Regions from separate parts of the Homo sapiens genome. Here regions 2, 3 and 4 are each linked to region 1. The links are chromatin contacts, found by Hi-C or POLR2A ChIA-PET in ENCODE. All regions are on one chromosome and are shown on one strand. Each heading gives the region's core, a stretch centred on a gene start or an enhancer-like site at or near the end of the contact. The rest is flanking DNA. Distances are from core to core; before and after follow the strand shown. Region 1 overlaps MYBL2 (MYB proto-oncogene like 2). Region 2 holds the start of ADA (adenosine deaminase). Region 3 holds the start of PKIG (cAMP-dependent protein kinase inhibitor gamma). Region 4 holds the start of OSER1 (oxidative stress responsive serine rich 1).

Region 1 (3,587 bases), core at 597-3,096:
AAAAAAAAAATGCCTAGTTCCCTTCATCTCCCTCTTTCTCATAAGCCATGCCTGCCTCAGTGGAATGGCATCCTCTGGGCTGGTATCGAGGAGAAGAGATGAGGGAACTCCCAAGGTAGCCCCAGGCAGTCATGGCACTTATTGCCTCTTCTAGGTTGGGGACATCCCCAACCTCTCTGAGCCTTGCTCTCTCCATCTATAAAATGGGACTAACAACTTCTGCCCACCTCACAGGACTGCTGTGGCGATCAAAAGAAGGCATCTGTGCCCTGTGAAGGTCACAGGGTGCAATCATCATTAAATCAGGGATAGCAGCAGCTGCCATTTGCTGAGAGCAAATGTACAGAACCTGCAAGCCCCCTACAAGCATCACCTGCTTAATTCTCATGACAACGCTGCACTGCTACTGCTCCCCTCCATGGGTGGAACAAGAGAAGCCGAGTAATCAGCCCAATAGCCCTCAGACCATGAGTGAGGAAGCCTGGAGACACTCTGAAACTTGGAATCTCAGGGCTGGAGCCAGGGCAGCATAAGAGTGTCCAGACTGGCTGGTAGACAACTCACACCCAATGCTCAGCTTGACACCCCCAACCCCAACACAAGGCAATCTCACAGTCCCCAGGTACACTGGTGGGTGAAGACCCACTGTGTGCAAGGCACTGTCCCAGCAGTTACTTTTTGGTCTTCCTCTTTGGTCCATGGCCCCTTGACAAGGTCTGGATTCAAAACTCTCAGCCACCTGTACTGGCATTGCTGGTCAGTGCGGTTCTGGGAAAAGAACAGAAGAACAAACCAATCTGTGAGAACTTCTGGGACCTCGGGCTGGGGGCCTGGTTAAGTACTAGGCTCAGGGGCCTATGGCCTGGGACTAGGCACACCTTGGGTAGGTGTGTCCTGTTCCATGCAGCCACCACTCACTGCAAGCCCACATGCCGGAACATGGGCGGTTTCCCTTTGCTACACGAGAGGGCAAACTCGGTCCCCTGTGGGAAGCCGCTCCCTACCAACCGAACACAAGGGGCCACCATCACAAGTCTTTAATTCCTTGTACGTCAGGGACCCCTGCTTTTTTCTAGGAGAGCATTTTTATTCCCTGAAGAGTTCAGATTACACAGAAGAGGGGGAGATGAGGAAATGGGGCAGGAAAGGATCTGGTGACATGCTTTCTGAGCAGCCCAGGCAGTAAGACATATGGCAGCTCCTGCCACACCCCCTCCCTCCCAGACACCTGTGGGTCAGGGGTGGGAGGGCCTGAGAAGGAGGTCCTGAGGGGAACCCCCTCACCATCAGGAGGCTCTAAATACTCGAATGTGGTAGCACCTGCCAGCCCTGCAGGGGCCTCACCATGAAGCCTGCTGAAAGCATCACTTCCCCTCAGTTTCAGTCTCACTGTTGAGAAACCGAACACCTGTTCACTCCTGACTTACAGGAAGAAATGCAAATATGCACCACATGCTGCAAATGTCTCAGAGCCTGAAGACCACCAGGCATGCTGAGGAGCTGGAAGATGTTTACAGCAGTGTACCCTGAATGCCAGCTTGGGAAGAGAGATCCTACAAAGGTCCATTTGCCCTGTTTTATTTGGTTTTGTTTTCAGGGGCTGAGTAAGGAACTCCCTTTTCCCCTCCTTGGCAAAGTCTGTCCCAGGCACACTGTTCTCCCAGAGCCCTTGCCCCGAGGGAGGGCCACAGCAGGACTGTACTCACAGGGAAGTGGCTGGCCAGGAACTTCCAGTCCTGCTGTCCAAACTGCCTCACCAGGGCCCTCAGCTGCTCGTCCTGCCAACACCAGAAAGACAGGGGCTCAGCACACATACGTGCAGAAAACCTCAGGGCTGCCCGTGACAGAGCCCAATCTAAAAGAACAGCCTCGTTCATCCATTCCGTCATGAAGTGAATACGTACAAGGTGCCAGGCACTACAGCTGCAGCAGCAGGCAGCAAAAGAGCTGCCCCTGATCTCATGGGAGGGAGCCAGCTGCCAATGGAAGGCTCACAGGAACAAAAGTAAAGCCACCCCCTGCTGGGAGATATGGAGAGGTACGTGGTGACTGCCTACTCAGGGACACTAAGGGACAGGTTCCAAGGAAATGCAGAATAGCTAAAATGGAGGAAGCAAAACAGATCCAAGATGATTTTGGAGGGAACCATAGGGGCCAGACCATTCGCAGCATCAGTTCAACCATCTATCATGCAAAACCACTGATGTGTTTGAAGAGTGGGTGGTCACAGTCAAACGTTCTATGAAGAGAACTTTGTAAAGTTCTCTTTGCCTGCTACAGGGTGGGAAAGGGGCTGGAAGGGAGCCGAGCGGACATAAGGAGGTCATTACTGAACTCAGGCCAGAGCTGACAGTGATTCAGCACTAGAAGCTGGAGGTCTGGGCAAAAACAAGAGTAGTTAGAAGACAGGCTAGTATCTATCAAAATAGCCTCCCGAAATGAACTACCAATTCACGCGATAACATGAATCTCAGTGTCACTATGATGTGTGAAAGAAGCCAGACACAGGAGGGTACATGCCGTATGATTCCATGCACATGAAGTTCTAGAAAATGTAAACTAAGCTATAGGGACAAAAAGTGGTTGTCTGAGGCCAGTGGTGGAAAGGGATGAACAGCAAAGGGGGGCAAGGAATGTCTTGGGGACAATGGAAATGTCCTATAGCCCGGCTGTGCTGGTGGTTCTACTGAATTGTACTACAAATGGTTGTAGTTAATTATATATAAAGTTTTCCTCAGTCAAATCAATTAATATATAAAGAAAATGTCAAGCCAGGCGCAGTGGCTCACACCTGTAATCCCAGCACTTTGGGAGGCCGTGGTGGGCAGATCACGAGGTCAGGGGTTCGAGACCAGCCTGGCCAATATGGCGAAACCCCATCTCTATTAAAAATACAAAAATTAGCCAGGTGTGGTGGTGGGTGCCTGTAATCCCAGCTACTCGGGAGGATGAGGAAGAATTGCTTGAACCTGGGAGGCGGAGGTTGCAGTGAGCCGAGATCATGCCACTGCACTCCAGCCTCGGCAACAGAGCAAGAGTGAGACTCCATCTCAAACAAAAGAAAAAAGAAAGAAAATGTCATGCATATAAACAATGGATATTACTCAGTCGAGAGAATTCTGACACATGCTACAGCATGGATGAAAGCTGAGGACACTATGCTAAGTCAAATAGCCAGACAGGGCAAATACTCAGGATTCCACTCACAGGAAGCATCTAAAATAGTCAAAATCAGGCAGGGAGCAGTGGCTCATGCCTTTAACCCCAACACTTCAGGAGGCCGAGGCAGGTGGATCACCTGAGGTCAGGAGTTTGAGACCAGCCTGGCCAACATGGTGAAAGTTCGTCTCTACTAATACAAAAATTAGCCCAGCGTGGTGGCAGGCGCCTGTGATCCCAGCTACTCGGGAGGCTGCAGCAGAAGATTCACTTGAACCCGGGAAGTAGAGGTTGCAGTGAGCTAAGATCATGCCATTGCACTGCAGCATGGGCAACAGAGCAAGACTCTGTCTTGAAAAAATAAAATAAATAAATAAAATAGTCAAAATCACAGAAACAGAGTAGAAAGATAGCTGCCAAGGGCTGGA
Region 2 (3,587 bases), core at 317-2,816, 970 kb before region 1:
TAATCACGCCTTGGGAAGCCGAGGTGGGTGGATCATGTGAGGTCAGGTGTTCGAGACCAGCCTGGCCAACATGGTGAAACCCCGTCTCTACTACAAATCCAAAACTTAGCAGGGCACGGTGCCACGCGCCTGTAATCCCAGCTACTCGGGACGCTGAGGCCGAGAACTGCTTAAAATCCAGGAGGTGGAGGTTGCAGTGAGCCGAGATTTCGCCACTGCACTCCAGCCTGGGCGACAGAGCAAGAGTCCATCTCAAAAAAACAAAAACAAAAACAAAAAAACAAAAAACAAAAATTAGCCAGGCGTGGTTGTGGGCGCCTATAATCCCAGCTACTCGGGAGGCTGAGACAGGAAAATCGCTTGAAACGCTGGGGGTGCGGGGGAGCGGTGGGGAGGAGGCGGGCCAGAGGGGCAGAGGTTGCAGTGAGCCCAGATCGCGCCACTTCACTGCAGCCTCCGCGAAAGAGCGAAACTCCGTCTCAGTAAATAAATAAATAAATAAATAAATAAATAAATAAATAAATAAATAACCTGTACCCGCGTGTTATTTCCCTCCGTCCTTACCTCCTCCCGGCTCCTTCCCTTTCACCTGAGATAACCACTCTTCTCGTATCTATGCTCATCTTTCCCTTGCTTTACATTTTTTCCACCGATGCATGTGTCTAAACATACATACTTTTGGTTTTGCTTTTACACATTCTAAAAGTTGCACCATTGTATGCAGTTTTCCGCAACTTAGTTTTTTTCACTCAACATTGTTTCTGAGACATTGTTTCTGTTGTTGTCTGGCTGAAGTTCATTCCGTTTCACTGCTGTCTAACGTTTCATGGTGTGAATATTCCGGTTTATTTGCCCACTCGCCCGTGGAGGGGCATTTGAGGGTGTTTCCAATGTTCCTGTTATTCGGAATAGCGCTGGTGTGAACATTCTGCACAGGTCTCTGGCTGCGCCTGGGCGGGTTTCTTAAAGGTGAATGCCCAGGAGGGGACTGTCTGTGTTCTCCCTCCCTCCGAGCTCCAGCCTTCCTCGCCTCCTTTCACTCCCAGCTCCCTGGAGTCTCTCACGTAGAATGTCCTCTCCACCCCCACCCACCCCTGATGAACTCCTGCAGGTTCTGCAGGCCACGGCTGGCCCCCCTCGAAAGTTCCTTAACTATACAATTATGGTGTGTGTTTCTGCGACGAGCGTCCGTCTATCCGGTGGAAGGCACGCCGCTCGAGGCTTGCGATGCTCCCGGGGTCCCCGCTTCTAGCTTGGGCCTGGCGCACAGCAGCGCCCAGACTGCAGGGGGACGCTTGAAAGTTGCTGGAGGAGCCGGGGGGAAGGCAGCGCCCAGCGAGGCGGCTGGAGCGCGCGCCCACAGGTGGGTCCGGTCGGGCGCCGCGGGGCCGTAGTTTTCGGGTCGGCGGGCGAGGACGCCGGGTCCAGAATTCCAGGAAATGCGCGATCCAGGCCGGCGGGCGGGGCGGGGGCTCCGGCGAGAGGGCGGGCCCCGGGAACGGCGGCGGGCGGGGCGGGAGGCGGGGCCCGGCCCGTTAAGAAGAGCGTGGCCGGCCGCGGCCACCGCTGGCCCCAGGGAAAGCCGAGCGGCCACCGAGCCGGCAGAGACCCACCGAGCGGCGGCGGAGGGAGCAGCGCCGGGGCGCACGAGGGCACCATGGCCCAGACGCCCGCCTTCGACAAGCCCAAAGTGAGCGCGCGCGGGGGCTCCGGGGACGGGGGTCCGGCGCCTGGGCGGCCCGAGGGGCTTAGCGGGGCCCAGCCCGGGGCGTCCAAACCCTGGGAACGAACGGGGGCTCCTGCAGGCGAGTTCTTCCTTCGGCTTAGGCCGTGGCTTGCTTGCGGGCTAATCAGGGACAATGGGGCAGAGAAGGTCCAGAACCCGGAGGCCTCCAGAGTCTGCTTCTGCCCCTGACTTGACCCCTCTGGGTCTCAGTTTCGCTGTCTGTCAAGTGGGCATCCTAGCACCGCTGAGCGCTGTGTGGGCCTGGGCAGGGACTTGAGGTCTCTGAAGCTCAGCTGTATGATCAGGCCCGATGTCTACGCCGGATAGGCACCTAGTGCTGTGCCCGGCGCCTACTGAGTGCTCAGTGAATGGAAGCAGCTTTGTACGCCAGCGTTATGGTGGTGAGCGCCAAGGAGCTCAGGTTTGTGGATGCGCCCCGGGGAAGAACCGTGAGCCCTGCCAGAAAGGGGAGGGAGGGGAGCAGAGCACCCCCCTTCCCCCGCGCGGGAAGAACAGGAGCTAGGTAGGCCCTGGGTTTGGGGCCCTAGCAGGGTTCACTCGAGGCCAAGCCATGGCCACTGGCCCCAGGGGAGAATCCCCTTGTTTCTCCGCCCACCAGCTGTGGCGTCTTGGGACTGTTGGGGTCAGGGAGGGTCTGGACCCCCTTGGCCTGTCGCAGAGTCCGAGAGGAGGGGCCCAGGAGTCTGCCAAGCAGGGTGAGTCAGCCAGTAGGGTGTGAGAGTGGTTGGGGAAGGAGTCAGCTGCAGTCAGCCTCAACTTACCCTTCTAAGAAATAGGTGTGAGTGGCCCAGGAGGTTGGCTCACGCCTGTAATCCCAGCACTTTGTGAGGCTGAGGCGGGAGGATCATTTGAGTCCAGGAGTTTGAGACTAGCCTGGACAACAAAACTAGACCCCGTCTCTCCAAAAAATAAAAAAAGTTAGGGGAAGTGTGTGTGGTGGTGCACTCCCGTAGTCCCAGCTACTCAGGAGGCTGAGGCGGGAGGATCGCTTGAGCCCAGGAGGTTGAGGCTGCAGTGAGGTGTGATGGTGCCACTGCACTTCAGCCTGGGAGACAGAGCGAGACCCTGTCTCAAAAAAAAGAGAAGAAAAAGAAAAGAAAAGAAATAGGTGTGAATGATGATGACAGCTATCACAAAAGTGCCGGTGAGAATCCAGTGAGTGTGCATGTGTCAGTGAGGGAGACAGGCTGTGGAGAGCCCACCTACCTTCTGAGGAGGGTGAGGCCTGGCCCCCACTACTGATGCCCCCAGCCCAGGGAAAATGCTCAGCTACTCCCCGTCAGAAGCTGGAAGCACTGAGGTGCTGTACAAGCCCTCCTACCCCCACCCCTGCCTCCTTCACGTCTTACTGGAGCTGGGGCCCATGATTGGCGCCTCCCCTTTGCAGTCTTTTTATTAAATGCTCTGGGCTCCCTCTGCCCTTGGGCTGGGGACCCACTGTACCCTGATGTGAATCCTATGGCAATAGCAAAGCTCTTTGATTGGCGGGGTGCAGTGGCTCACGCCTATAATCCCAGCACTTTGGGAGGCAAAGGTGGGTGGATCATGAGGCCAGGAGTTCGAGACCAGCCTGGCCAACATGGCAAAACCCCATTTCTACTAAAAATATAAAAAATTAGCTGGGCATGGTGGCGGGCGCCTGTAGTCCCAGCTACGCAGAAGGCTGAGGCAGGAGAATGGCATAAACCCAGGAGGTGGAGCTTGCAGTGAGCCGAGATCTCGCCATTGCACTCCAGCCTGGGTGACAGAGTGAGACGCTGTCTCAAAAAAAAAAAAAAAAAAAAAAAGGCTCCTTGATTGCGAACATGTTGGGAGTTATGGAGAGAACAGCAGGGCCCAC
Region 3 (3,587 bases), core at 667-3,166, 900 kb before region 1:
TTTTTTGCACTCTGGCTGTGGCTATCCTTCCCTTGTGGCAGGAGAGGGTGGCTCTATGTTAAATGATGAAAGAGGGGCAAATAGAGGGATTTTCCCCCTTCTTCTCCCTCTTTCTTGCCAAATGAGGAACTAGGATGGCGGGCTTTAAGTTTAAATTAAGTTGTGTCTCCTTTGTACCTATGTGCCAGGCTTTCTACTAGGCAGTGGGGCATAGTGATGGGCTAGACAGACACGCAGAGAAGGTGCAGATGGTCTAGTGGAGACATGGGGAATTGAAGTTATGCCAGTAATTATGTAAATACAGTTTAGTTCAGGATAATATGAAAACATATAAGTAGATGGTTGTCCTCAGTCAATGGGGTTAGGGAATAATACTGACCATCTAGTGCTCTGTAAAGGGTTGAGCATAACATAGGGCCTAGTGCTTAAGAGATACTCAATAATGCCAATTCCTTCTTTCCTCTCTCCCCAAGTGTATGTGCTAGTGTATGCGTGTGCACATACAGTTACCACTGAGACTTTTTCTTTCTCTTTCTTCAAGAACACCTAATCTGAAAAAGACCCATAAAAACTCAGAAGTAACTTAATGTTGCCTGTTTTATGTCTTCTTTTAACTGTCCTACAGGCACCCGTTTTTAGCTACTCTGGGAAACTGAAAACCTAGGGTCCTTTGCTCCTAAAGCCATAAGGGCCCAATACAAAGGGAAAAGAAATATGGACAGTTCATTTCATACTGAATTTGGAAATACAGAGATCATCTAGTTTTGTCCCCTCATTAGGTACAAATAAAGAAACAAGACCCAGAGAGTGTGAAACACTTGCCCAAGGTGACAGTTTCCTTGGGTGACCCTTCTAATATATGGTAGCTTTTTGTTGAAGCTGAAATCTTCCCGTTAGCTGTAACTTTTCAAATATACTTAACCTGCTAAGAGGGGACACCTCCCCTGTTAGCACACTGCAAGCCATCTCAAGCCACCTAGGAATCCTCCTCAGTTCAGGGACCCACCAAGTAAGGGACCTGGGTACAGCAAGGGCCCCCTCTTTCCCTCTCTACAGAGTAGCTTGCTTAGTTTCAAACCCTGAAAACAGATACCAACAAATAAAATGCCTAAAGGCTTACATGTCCTGTTTATATTCCAGGCATAAACAGCAAATTTTTAAAAGGAAGCAATAAAAAGATCGCAAACCCAAGGTTAAAGATTTCCAACCCCTTTCCATCTTGGAGTTTTCCACACAGCTGCTGCAGCACTGGGTTTATATGTGGTAAATTCATGGAGTCTGACCATATCTGTAACTGAAATTTAACACAACAACCATGTTCCTGAGGGGGAAGATAATAGGGAATTTTCACTACTTTCGGAGACTTTTCTTTCTAGAATGTTTAAAAATTATTATACCACCTTTGTAATCAGAAAAAAAGAAAGGGTTTTACAAACACGAATTTCTTAGGGAAGATTTATTTCTTCACCTATATTTGGAGCAAGGAGCTGCTTTTAAAGCTCTGAATACTCTGTCAAAGTTCTTTGAGTAAAAATGAAACAGCATCTGAATGGAGCCCATTTGTGAGACTGGAGGCTCCGACTAGCCTTAGGCAGTTTCAGACAAGGCCATAATTTTCAGAGCAAGCTCACATATATCATTATATAAAAATAGACATTTTGTGGCCAACAGGCTGGAAAGCAAGCTCTCCAGAGAGCTCTGCCTCCAAGCTCTGCTTCTCCCTGGGGGTGTTGGGCAGGGGAGGAGAGTAAAGTTCTACTTACAAGACCAAAGTTTCCTCAAAATCCAGTGGTCCTCAGTCAGAAGCGGAGGCAGAATTTAAGAAACCAGGATTCAAGGTTAGCAGTCCAGACCTGTGGTGCGGGCAGGATTCTCACTTTACCCTCCTCTCTGTCTCTTCCCCGTGTCTCCTAAATGAAAAGCACTTTGAGGTTTTAGTGGGTGTTTCCCATGTCTCGGGCCAAGTAAGTCCCCATTTGTTGTAATCCAATGCTCAGCCTGATGATGTCAACCACACAACTCACTCACTCAGTTTCCACCTCTCTGTCCACAGGAGAGATCCATTTCCTTTGGACAATGAGCCAGGGGGCTGTAACTGCATCCCAGGCCACCACGCTTGCCTAATATCCTTCCTTCAATTTTCAACCCTGCAGCTTTAGTGACAAAAGGCTTCCTATCCACTCACTGAGCCAGGGTTCCTGGGTAAATTCCTTTGCTTCTTAGTGGGTTGTCTGCTTTCCTGTGTGTTTAATTCCTTTCTTTGGTATATAATATACTAGTTAGGGTGGAGATCTTCACCCCACCCCACACCCATCTCTTTCTTCCTGCCCAATTTTCCAAGTTGTTTCATTTCTCCCAGGTCTCCTAGGTACATGCTGGGCACAGTACATGAGTTTGTCCTTCATGTAGGGGAGGTGATGTGTGCCCCCGGGGAAGGCTTGGAAACAGCACTGGTGTGTCCCCTGGGAAACTGGGTTCCAGTCTTGGTCAGGCCTTCAACTGAATGAATGACCTCAAGCAAGTCACATCCCTCTCTGGACCTCAGTTTCCCTATCAACAAAATGCTGGCTTTGGTGCTTTCCACTTCTGAGATTCAATGAGTAAAAATCAGTGACTGGGGAACTTATAAACAAATGCATTATAGAGCATTTTACTACAAGCTACCCAACTACATGCTTGAGGGAAGGAAGAACCCTGGAGAAGTCAGAGGCCACTGCCCAAGATGCCAGGCTCAGCTGGGCACCTTTAACCCCCTTTATGAAGGAGATGAACAGATTCTCTGGGAGTAAAACCAAAAGAATTCACTGAACAAGTCCTTAGGGACATGAAAAGCAGCAGCATAAACTACAAGATAAGACAAACAAGTAACAGGCTATAAGTGTCCTTAGGGACCAACATGGAACAGCAGTGGTTACGAGAGATCATTTCTTGCATTTGGAGAGTGCTTGATGGTAAAGACAAAGAACATCTCTCTACTTTCGTGTACAATGGGGAGCGAGTGACATGCATAGTGGTTAGGAACATCATTTGGGAGCCACAGATGTGGATCTGAGTCCTGTCTGACTTAATTTCTCTGAACTTCAGTTTTTTTAACTGTCAAGTGGGATACTAGTGCCTCTGTTTTAGGATTGTGAGAATTAAAAAACACATGTAAGGAAACTGAAAGTATTTGGTACATACTAAGTATTGAATAAATGTTTGCTCTCGTTGTACATAATCTCATTTGATTCTCATAACATCCTTAGGAGAATCAGATAAGTGCTATGAGGCTACATTATTAATCTCTCCTTCCTGGATAAGAAGACATATACAGAGAAGTTAGGTGACATGCCCAAGGTCACACAGCTCAAAACGAAAGGGACAGAATTAGAAATGAAGCCTCAACTCCTAACTAGGTCAGCACACATGCCACACACATGCCAATGCCAATGCCATTTCTCAAAGTGGTTGCCGCAGCCAGCCTGGGAAAGGAAACACTCAGGCCACTAGGTCAGAGAGGCTGCTTTCCTTGCTTTGCTACCCAAATCCTGTGTGGCCTGAAGCAAGACTGGGCTTCAACTAACTCCCTCAAAAGGAGCAGATCTGAT
Region 4 (3,587 bases), core at 360-2,859, 530 kb before region 1:
AAAAAGACATGTTTGGTTTTGATACATTTCACTTGGCAAGGTCTGAGAAAATAAATACATCATATTTCCCGCTTTTTCTTGTCCAAGAGATGTTGAGAAGGGCAGTTTAAATCCTGACTTACTAGCACTGTGAGACAGGACAAAGGCAGCTAGAACAAGTTATCTGATCTCTAACATAATCTAATGCTATCTAACTAGCATCATTAGGTTACAATGAACAGTTTTCTTTCAACCGGTCAGTTACTGAGCCTCTGGTATGAACGACGAGAATTTAAAATGTTTTATCCAGGGCCAACATCATGCTTCATGTTTAACAACGTTATACAATAAATTGTTAGATTTCATTTACAGACATAGGCCAGGCATTCCAAAGCCTGGCTGTAGTTAAGCTGGACACAGTTAAACCATCTTCGGCAGCCTATCTAGTTGACTACAACTAAGGTATTGGGGAATGACGGTGGATGGGGCCAGTTTTGGTTCAGGGAAAAACCCTCACTCTAGGGGTGGGCCACAATCAACGCCATCCAACTCAATTGCGCAAAATCATCTGTTCTCACGAAGCTTTGAGCAGTGCAGACGTGGAGCTGGAGATTGGCAGGCGAGGAGAGGCACAGCTAGATCAGCAGAACCAGTCCTGGTGATGGAGCGGGTGGCAGCTGTTGCACAGATCACCTTTTCCCGCCTACCATCTGAGCAACATTCAGAATCAGAAAAATGTAAAGAATCCTAAAATTCATCTCCTTTGGTGAACTGCCTAAATCTTTTTGCAAAATTTGGTGTGTAGGTGCATTTCTTTGGCAAGAGGATCTACAGTTCTCACCAGATTCTCAAAGGAGTCTACGCCTGAAAACACGAGATTCACCGATAAGGTTCAACTTCCTCACTTACTAGATGGAAAACTGAGAGGCCCAAAGGAGGAAAAGCAGTTGCCTCAAGACAAACAGCAGAGATATCAAAACCGAAGGCATTTCAATTCAATTCTAATTCTGGCTTCACACTATTGACCCTGGCCACGTCCAATACCTCTTCACTTCTCTGCAGGACCTAAAAGATCACCAGGAGGCGAGGGCTGGTGTCCGAGTCCCGGAGAGGTCGCAGGCAGTCCAGATTCTAGCATCACAGAAACTCTGGCCAAGCGCTCAGCCGGGGATTGTCTGCCATAAAGACCCCCGCACCCTGTCCTCGCCCCCGCCCCGTGGAATTCCTCTGCATAGGTGACTCCACGTAGAGGACCGAGCGCAAGGAGATCCCGGGGCGGTGGAGGCAGAGGACTACTGTGAAGAATGACGCCTACTCACTCACCTAACAGAGAGGAGGAAGCAGGCACGCCCCAAAAGCGGGTCGGGAGCAAATCCACGCCACTGGGAGGAGGCAAACCGAAGAATAACAGGAAATTACGTAAGGCGCACGTGCTTCTGAGGGGGGCGGGTGCGGGGCGTTGGAGAGGCGCGGCCGCCGCCCTGCGTCTGCGCAGTCGTCGGCTGCCGCGCTGCCGAGTCACTGGGGTGGGAGGAGCATAAGCAGGGGGAGGGGTGCATGCCGGAGTGCGCAGGCGCAACGCGACTCCCGAGGCGCGGGCCGCCCCCTTGGCTGGTTTGGATCCGGGTCAGTCGGGTGCCGAGATTTGGGAGAGACGCTCTGAACTGACTGCCCCGCATCACCGGAGCGTCCCAGCTGCGAGGAGGTAAGTGCCCTGACGTGACGGGGAGGGGCCGCAGCACTGCGTCTCAGCTTCCACTGCCGGTCTGGCCGCGGGCGGTTTTCCCCGGGCCCGCCCGCCTTGGGTCGCGTCGTCTCCCGACGCCTCCTGCCTGGGCCGGGCCTGGGCCTCTCCGCGCCCCCTTATCTGCCGCGGCCTGTGCCTGCTGGAGCTCCGAGCTCCACGCTCTCTCCCCTTCCCGCCTTCCCGTCCTCCCGCGGTCCCCCGCCCCGTCTCGCTCCTCCGCCGTCTCCCGCCCAGCGGCAGCTTCCCCTTTTCGCCCTCCTTGGCCGCCCTTTGCCCCTTCCAGTCCTTTCTCTCTCGCCTCGGAGCCCCATTCTCTTTGGCTACCTCTTCGGCCCCACTCCTTTCTTCTCCCGCATCCCTTGTGCCTCGCTCCGACTCCAGCCTCTCGTTCTGACCCCAGGAATCTCCCGAGGAGCGCAACTTCACAGCTGGAGACCCCGGGCGGGCAGTGCCCCTGGACAGCTCCCTGCTTGGCGTTGTCCCCACACTCCAAGCCCCGTCCTACCCCTCTGGGTTCTGACTAGGAATTTTCCTCCGTTCATGTTTAACCGCGACAGGCACAGACTCTGGGTGAAAAGAAAGAACTTTGTGCTTTGGCTGCAGCGCTGCGAGTATAAAGGGATGAGTGGGTTGCACGGAGAGGTGTGAATGTGCTTTTTGTCCTGGGGGCCGATTGTTTCCTCCCGGTCTAGTTTGCCTCTTAGAGTTGCTGGGTTTGGTTTTCTTCCCCATACTCTACGCTTTCTGGTGGTCTGGGAGTTTCGAAATCTTTAATGTTGTGATGACAACGCTTACCCGCGCATCCCTTCTTGATCGTTCTTAGGTCTTCTCAGGGGCCTGGAAGTGTAGACCTAGGCTTGGGATTCAAGGAGGTCTTGGTTAAAACGGCAAGATGTAAATAAGATTGTGACGCATCCATTTTGTTGAAAGAAAAAACCAGGAATTTGGCCTTTTGATGGAGGAACTTAGAAGAACTTTGTAATTTTTGTAAGGTTGTGGAAAATCCGAGGCAAAGTTAAATTGCCTGGTGTGATTTGACTTTAACTTCGAATAGGCTTTTTAAAGTTTCATCTCTTTGGAGATTGTTCAACTTCACGAGTTCACTGCAGTGAAAACGCCAAGACTGTCTCCCACAAATTTAATATTAATGAAGAAAGGCAAGCCAATTATATCTGTTGTCCGGAGTTAGTTGTACAGCCCTTTCTTTGAATGGGGATCTGGGGATGCAGAGGAGCATAATGAGCCTTTTATAATTACAAACATGCTCTTCTCTAGCTCTTAAGGTTATGCCTAACGCTCATTTGCTCTTGGCTAAAATAACTGAGAAAAAAAGTGAGTAGTAAAAAAATGCTGGAAGTCTGAAAATGGTTTAGACAGAACTTCATTCCTGAAGTTTTAGTCTGTAGCCAGATTTTAATTCTGGCCTGTTTTGGTTTTTAGATGATAGATCTTTTAGTGTGTCAACAGGAATGTAAAGTTTGTATTAACATCTAGGGTGATCACCTGCCATGCTATTAAGTCAGCATGGTATAATTAAAAGTTACATATGTAGGTTCAGAGCCTCTTAGCACAGTGTTACATTGTAAGCTCTTGGAGGGCAGGAATGAGATTCTAGTCCTTACGGAAATGGAGTTTGGGCTTCTATCCCTAGCATTCATTCTAGTGCCATGCACGTGGTAGGAATTCTGTAAATATTTGTGAAAGAAATGAATTTCTGCCTGTAGGGTTCAGCAGTGTATACTTAAATGTGATGTGTACGTAAATGCTGACTGATTTCCAGAGAGGGCTAAAGAGGACTTGGGGGGCGGTCTGCGGGTTGGGGAGATTGGCTCAGATGATTTATGAACTCGGTAAGAGCTGA

The links. Hi-C counts contacts between places; a loop is a spot of excess contacts on that map. ChIA-PET counts read pairs that join two places held with the same protein, here RNA polymerase II (POLR2A). Pooled maps may share reads with other maps.
Region 2: a map with no recorded cell type shows a loop between it and region 1 (7-fold over the local background). The contact joins the promoter of ADA here to the enhancer-like site in region 1. A Hi-C loop is called at or near these places in 7 of 37 single-sample maps with no recorded cell type and 5 of 50 pooled maps. POLR2A ChIA-PET finds 5 or more read pairs at or near these places in 2 of 52 experiments (B cell and SK-N-SH).
Region 3: a loop to region 1 is called in a pooled map, with 5 times the contacts of the local background. The contact joins the promoter of PKIG here to the enhancer-like site in region 1. A Hi-C loop is called at or near these places in 1 of 37 single-sample maps with no recorded cell type and 4 of 50 pooled maps. POLR2A ChIA-PET finds 5 or more read pairs at or near these places in 2 of 52 experiments (A549 and K562).
Region 4: a map of B cell shows a loop between it and region 1 (27-fold over the local background). The contact joins the promoter of OSER1 here to the enhancer-like site in region 1. A Hi-C loop is called at or near these places in 1 of 168 maps with a recorded cell type or tissue (B cell), 4 of 37 single-sample maps with no recorded cell type and 5 of 50 pooled maps. POLR2A ChIA-PET finds 5 or more read pairs at or near these places in 2 of 52 experiments (CD8-positive, alpha-beta memory T cell and activated CD4-positive, alpha-beta T cell).

Annotation. Positions count from the first base shown.
Region 1 is chr20:43,679,975-43,683,561 of GRCh38, reverse strand. It overlaps MYBL2 (MYB proto-oncogene like 2), which reads right to left. Exons shown (of 14, transcript NM_002466.4): 3 at 1,707-1,778; 4 at 676-768. Among named protein-coding and RNA genes, the nearest start is that of MYBL2, 15 kb to the right of the region's middle. Within about 2 kb of position 1,846, at least 9 of the 41 ENCODE cell types and tissues checked have a DNase peak (open chromatin) inside an H3K27ac peak, as active enhancers do; they include B cell, where a contact is called at or near this core.
Region 2 is chr20:44,649,678-44,653,264 of GRCh38, reverse strand. It overlaps ADA (adenosine deaminase), which reads left to right and starts at 1,566. Exons shown (of 12, transcript NM_000022.4): 1 at 1,566-1,690. The coding sequence starts at 1,658. RefSeq lists a silencer at 1,368-1,757 and enhancers at 794-1,777, 2,008-2,117.
Region 3 is chr20:44,580,908-44,584,494 of GRCh38, reverse strand. It overlaps PKIG (cAMP-dependent protein kinase inhibitor gamma), which reads right to left and starts at 1,916. Exons shown (of 4, transcript NM_001281445.2): 1 at 1,764-1,916.
Region 4 is chr20:44,208,793-44,212,379 of GRCh38, reverse strand. It overlaps OSER1 (oxidative stress responsive serine rich 1), which reads left to right and starts at 1,609. Exons shown (of 4, transcript NM_016470.8): 1 at 1,609-1,684. It overlaps OSER1-DT (OSER1 divergent transcript), which reads right to left and starts at 1,420. Exons shown (of 3, transcript NR_038339.2): 1 at 1,303-1,420. RefSeq lists silencers at 1,207-1,655, 1,851-1,920 and an enhancer at 1,580-2,199.